2 separate regions of the Homo sapiens genome follow, and region 2 is linked to region 1. A link is a contact called in ENCODE Hi-C data. All regions are on one chromosome and are shown on one strand. The core of a region is the stretch at or near the end of the contact, and the rest is flanking DNA. Distances in the headings are between cores, read along the strand shown.

Region 1 (2,889 bases), core at 134-2,633:
GAGCTATCAGGTCACACAAGAAATAGCAAAGCACCTCAAAAATTTAGAAATAACCACCAAAGCCCGGGAACAAATGTGACTGCTGCAAGAGCTTACAATCTAGGCCCTAATTCCTGTATGTGAGAGCATTTTCAAACAAAATTACTTCCCAAACAAAAACACGTTAACAATCGAAACTCATATTGAGGTCATCAACCACAGACCATAGCAGAAAACGTAGTGTTAAGTGAGACAGAGCATAGACAGGAAAAAAGAGAAAACAAAAGGCTCTCTGGTTTCGGCTTCTCCAGGGTGTCAGCCAATCTCCACCAGTTGACCAGAATCCATTGGCTGGAAACCTAAAGCACAATGGGAAGAAATTCATCATCGAGAGGTTAATCCCAGGCACAACGACCCCCAAACCCTCACGAACGCCACTGTGCAGGACGCCACCTCTTCTGGCCACCACCTGACTCACTCCAGTCTCTAGCAACGTTGACTTGTCCAACGTCTTCCCCGAAAATCCTCTATTTCCACCCCCGCTTGCTGGACGGCCCGGGACCTTGTCCGTTTCTGTTTCCTTGGCGACTCTGAGATTTATGACCCTTCCACTGAACACGCATCACGCCCAAACCCGGCCACTCTGATTATCCCACGCCGCCACCGTCAAAAAACAAAACACGAAGACGGGGCCCAGATCGGCCCTGACCCGAGCACGCCTTTATTCTCCCGCCCCACCCCCGATTCCGGTGCATCTCGATGAAATCATCGCTCTCGAAGAGCGGCCAAGCTGGGGCCGCTCCTCGGCCTGGCGCGGGTGCCCGACTTACCGCCGACCGCGCTCACGACGACTCGCTCTTCTCTATCCGCCGGACCAGCTCCACCAGCATCTCTGCCATCTTCGCAATCTCCTTGGCCTTCTCCTCGGCCTTCTCGCACCTCTTGGCCGCCCGGCCCTCGGCCGCGTCGCCCGGGTTCTGGAGGTGGTTGAGGGCGCTCTCCTCCGAGGCCTCCACCTGCGTTTTGATCTGGATGAGCATATTGTCCATCTCCCACAGCTTGCTCCGGTTCCGCAGGTACGCCCGCCCGTGCTCGCGCGTCAGCGACGCGATGTCCTCGCGCATCTCGTTGATGACCGGGAGCAGAAACTGCTCGAAATCCTCCTCGGGCTCCAGCACCTCCACTTCCTCCGGTTCCGCCAGCTCGACGATGTCCAGGGGCCGCATCTCTTCCCACTGCCTCGGAACCGCAATAGCGATGTCTGTTGGAGAGAGAAAACCGACACTCGCTATGCTTAGCAATAGAGAGCCCGAATATTCCTGAAAACTTTTACCCTTTTTCAACTTTTCTTCTCAGAGAAGCCACGGACAAGCGACTTACGCGCAGAGTAACGGCGAACAAAATGGAGTCCCGGCCGTCAACCAGCGCTCTGCGCGTTGCGGCCCCTTTCACGACACAGCCGGGCCTCTTTACGGTCAGGGGGGCGAGCTGCGGGCGCGCGCACGTCTAGAAAGAGAGGCACCGGCGGCGGCGTCGCGGCCGCACGGACGCGCACGCAGGCACGCGCAGGTACGGGACCGCACGCTCTCGCTCGTTCCTGCTTTCCCGTTACCTCTGTGCGTCACCCCTGTTTTACCCTGTGTTTGGAGGGTGGCCTCTTCTGGGTGTTTCCCTCCGATAGGGCTTCTTGAGCACGCGAGTTTACATTTTTTAAAAAGGCCTCCCGCACTTCCCAGGCGCGGTGGCTCACGCCTGTAATCTCAGCACGTTGGGAGGCGAGGTGGGTGGATGGCTTGAGGTCAGGAATTCGAGACCAGCCTGGCCGACATGGCGAGACCCCGTCTCTACCAAAAATACAAAAATTAGCCGGGCGTCGTGTTGCACGCGTGTAACCCCAGCTGCTTGGGAGGCTGAGACAATCGTTTGAAAACGGGAGGCGGAGGTTGCAGTGAGCCCATATCGCGCCACTGCTCTCCAGCCTGTGCATCAGAGTGAGACTCCGTCGCAAAATAAATAAATAAAATATAAATGAAAATTAAAAAGGGCCTTCCACACTAGAAGAGGAGGATCCTACGTGATAATGCAGCTACCCCAGGTGGACGCTTAAAGCCCCTTCCTTTCACGCAGGGGGACCTGAGTCCCCTCAGCCGTTTTATTTACTTTTTTTTTTTTTTTTTTTGGAGACAGAGTCTGGCTCTATCGCCCAGGCTGGAGTGCAGTGGCACGATCTCGGCTCACTGCAAACTCCACCTCCGGGGTTCACACCATTCTCCTGCCTCAGCCTCGCGAGTAGCTGGGACTACAGGCGCCTGCCACCGCACCCGGCTAATTTTTTGTATTTTTAGTAGAGACGGGGTTTCACCGTGTTAGCCAGGATGGTCTCGATCTCCTGACCTCGTGATCCATCCACCTCGGCCTCCCAAAGTGCTGGGATTACAGGCGTAAGCCACCGTGCCGGGCCTTATTTACTTATTATTATTTAAAAAGTTTTTTTTTTTTATTGAGGCAGGGTCTCGGTCTGTCGCCCAGGCTGGAGTCCAGTGGTGGGATCATGGCTCACTGCAGCCTTGATCTTCTGGCCTCAAGTGATCCTTCCACTTCGGGCCTCCCAAAGTGCAGAGATTACAGGCATGAGCCGTGCGCCTGGCCCTTTCTGCCTTTTTAAAGAGTAGTTTTCCTTCTTCCTTGGATGACAGTCAGAAGGGTCTGGGTGTCTTTTCACCAAACCGGCCTCCCCACACCCCAAGGTGGAGCCTGGCTGCTCCGTCCTGAGGCCCCAGCAGACCCATGTTCAGTGTGTGGTGCAAGGCGCTGTCCAGAGCCTCTGAGCCCTTCCACTGGATCCTAGGCTCTTTGGGGTCTTAGCTCTGTGGCCTTAATGCCCTAACGCCCTGGGCAGAGCTTGGCGCA
Region 2 (2,889 bases), core at 154-2,653, 440 kb after region 1:
GTTCCTCCTGACCCCCTGAACCTTAGAGGTCTGCACTTCCTCCTCTTCTGAAGTTAGGCATGGCCATGTGACCTGCTCTGGCCAATGAAACGTGAGCAGAAGTGACGAGAGTCCCTTCGGGGAGGAAGCCTTCAAAGCCAGCATAATTGTCACCTTTCATTCACATTGCTGCACCATGTGGGTGCTCGGCTGGCAGACAGCCCCAGCAGCTTGGGCTCCCAACCACTCTGATGAACAGAGCCCCATTGACCGAGGCAGGATGTATGATGTGGGCAAGACACACCAGGGAGATTTGGGTTTGGTTGTTACTGTGGCTAACATAGCTTATCCTGACTGATGCACTTTAAAAAATATCAATCTGACAATGGTCCATGGGACCACCTTCCAGGTGAGACAGTCTCCAAACTCTCGCCAGCCTGCAAGACCTTGCAAGTGCTGCCCCTCTGTGCCCCCGCCCCCCATCTTCCACACACTCCCTCTCACCATTCTGTGGCCCAGATACTTTTATCAGATTCTCAAATATGTCCCGTTCACAGCAGTCAGGGTGTTCCCCCATGCTGCTCCCTTTGGTGGGTGCTCTTCCCTGCCTTCTCCTTGCTAGAAAGTAAGCTCTGGTGGGCAGCCGCTTCCTCTCTGCTGTTCACTGTGGTGTCCCCACATCTTAGTGACTACCTGGCACACAGCAAGTGCTCAATAAATATTTGTCTAATGACACTGAATGAATGTTTGCCCAGCTGAGTCCTGCCCCTCCCAAGTCTCAGCTCGACAGCACATCTTTCATTTGGCTATGACCTGCTGATGTGGCTTTGCTGGGGGCAGCCTGGGCTGGTGGGGGGAGGCTCCCTAGGCTGGCATCCGCCCAGCTCTGCCGCTTGCTGGCTCTGCCGCCGTTAGCGTGCGCTTTAACCTCTGACCTTCAGACCTCTCATGCGTACAGAGGGGGACATGGATCTCCGGGGTCGCTGCGTCTTCCTGACCACTGACGGCCAGGACGGCCCCAGCCCCGCTTTACCTGCAAGCCCCACTCCAGGCTCGAGCCCCCGAGGGCAGGGATAGCTTCCCGGGTCCCGAGGCTTGACCAGAGCCTGAAAGCTCCTGCCGGGGGTTGCTCCGACTCAGCGAGGCGCCAGGCTGCCCGGCGCGGCTGGGGGCGCTCAGCGCCGGGACCCCAGCCCTGCCCCGGCCGCCCGCTGGCCCAGTGCGCACGCTCCGGCAGCTCAGCTCCCCCTCCCACGGCGGCAGGAGAGCTCCCGGCATCTGCCCGGGGCGGGGGCGGGGGCGGGGCGGGGCGGGCGCCGCGCCCTCCTGCCTGACTGGCAGGAAGACAGACCAATCGGAGGGGCTCCCCGGGGGGAGGGGCGGTGCCGTGCCTGAGCCGGGCGCGGGCGACCGAGGGAGCTGCAGCCACCCGCGTGCGGCACGCGCCGGCCGCCTGCCCGGATCGCGGCCACCAGTGCCGCGGCCTCTCGACTCCCGCCCCGCCGAGCCGCGCGCGCGACTGCCATCCTCCTCAATTGCTTTTTACGATTTTTTTTGTGCATGCATTCATTTTCTGTTCCGTTTTGTCCTTTTTAAGGCGGTGGCGGCGGCGACAGCGGCGTAAGCTCGCAGCGGGGAGGGGGCGGCCGGAGGATGCGGCGCGGGGCTGCGCTCGCTACGTCCGCTGCTGCTGCCCGGCTCGGGCCTGAGCGCCGAGCAGGTGGGTACAGGTGCGCCGGGGGGCGGGAGGCGAGCGCTGGCCAGAGGGAACCCGTGGACCCGGCGACCGAGGGGCGGACCTGGCGGCAAGGGACGCGGCGACCGGTGCCGCCCCGCCCCATCGTCCATCTCCCCCTCCTCCGGCCATCGCGCCCCCTCTGGGTCCCCCTTCCACTCTCGCATCCCACCTCAGTGGTCCCCCACCCTTCCATACCCATCCCCCACTCCTCTTCAGACCCCCTTGCAAAATCTCCCAGCCGCTGCGTCGCTTCCCCCAACACCCCCTCCCGGTCCCGCCCCCAGCCCCCAGCTCTCCTTCACGCCACCCCTATTTCCACTCTTCTCCGGATTCCGCCCTCAAGCCAAGGAGCGGGAGGGGGACCCACCCGGTGCCTGCCGGAGTGGCGCGGGGGGTGTGGCCGGCCCGTCCCCTCCGTGTCTTCCGCAGGGTAGGTCACAGTCCCCCAGATCTCCGCCCAGGTGGCAAAGAAGATGGAGCTGGGGGCCGCGCCCCGGCGGCGCGGGGCCCGAAGGCGAGGCCGCCCAGCCCGCACCCCACCCCACGCACGGCACACGCCGCCGCGGCCCCTGCCACGCACACCCTCGCGCTGCTCCGCCCACGTGGGCGCCGGGGAGGAGGCTCGAGAGATGGGAAGAAAGGCTGGCACCCACCCTCCTGCCGGGCCGGCGCGCCCTGGGCGCACTGGCCTCCGGAGATGGCGCGCAAGGATTGACTCTCGTGGTGCCAGACACCTTGCCGGGCGCCCTGCGTCGGGGCCAGCGGCCTCGCTGGCCTGCGTCAGTGCGCTGCGGCCTCGCCTCCCAGCCCCTCGGTCCTTCGCTCCATCCCCCCTGCTGTGGGCTCCTGAGCATCCGGCCTGGGCAGCCCAGATAGAGGCCGCTTACGAGGCTGGCGCTTCTTTTCGCCTTAGAAGCATCCCGCTCCCACACACCCCAGCTCGCCGGTCTCCTGAAGGCTGGGCCAGCCTCGGCTCTCCGCCAGCCTCTGCCCGGCTCTCTGAGCTCCAGCGATACTGTATCTAACCGCCAGCCCTCCTCCGCCGCCCGCCCCATCTGCGCACACTCGCAGGCACACTGTCCTTGGCCTTTGCCAGTGCTGTGCTCTCTCCGCGAACGCCCTAACTTCAGCTGGCCAGCTCCTTGTAGTCAGGGAGATCCCCTTGCCCCTCC

What was found. A loop is a pair of places that touch in the nucleus more often than their neighbours do. Pooled maps may share reads with other maps.
Region 2: a pooled map shows a loop between it and region 1 (15-fold over the local background). The contact joins the promoter of JAKMIP1 here to the promoter of MRFAP1 in region 1. A Hi-C loop is called at or near these places in 6 of 37 single-sample maps with no recorded cell type and 8 of 50 pooled maps.

Annotation. Positions count from the first base shown.
Region 1 is chr4:6,639,179-6,642,067 of GRCh38, reverse strand. It overlaps MRFAP1 (Morf4 family associated protein 1), which reads right to left and starts at 1,383. Exons shown (of 2, transcript NM_033296.3): 1 at 810-1,383; 2 at 1-338. The coding sequence starts at 1,205. The coding sequence ends at 822. It overlaps LOC124900653 (a long non-coding RNA gene), which reads left to right and starts at 1,447. Exons shown (of 2, transcript XR_007058007.1): 1 at 1,447-1,548. RefSeq lists a silencer at 346-415 and an enhancer at 2,389-2,889.
Region 2 is chr4:6,199,063-6,201,951 of GRCh38, reverse strand. JAKMIP1 (janus kinase and microtubule interacting protein 1) reads left to right here and starts at 1,403. Exons shown (of 21, transcript NM_001099433.2): 1 at 1,403-1,699. JAKMIP1-DT (JAKMIP1 divergent transcript) reads right to left here and starts at 1,219. Exons shown (of 4, transcript NR_037863.1): 1 at 1,013-1,219. RefSeq lists silencers at 988-1,747, 2,018-2,367 and an enhancer at 2,838-2,889.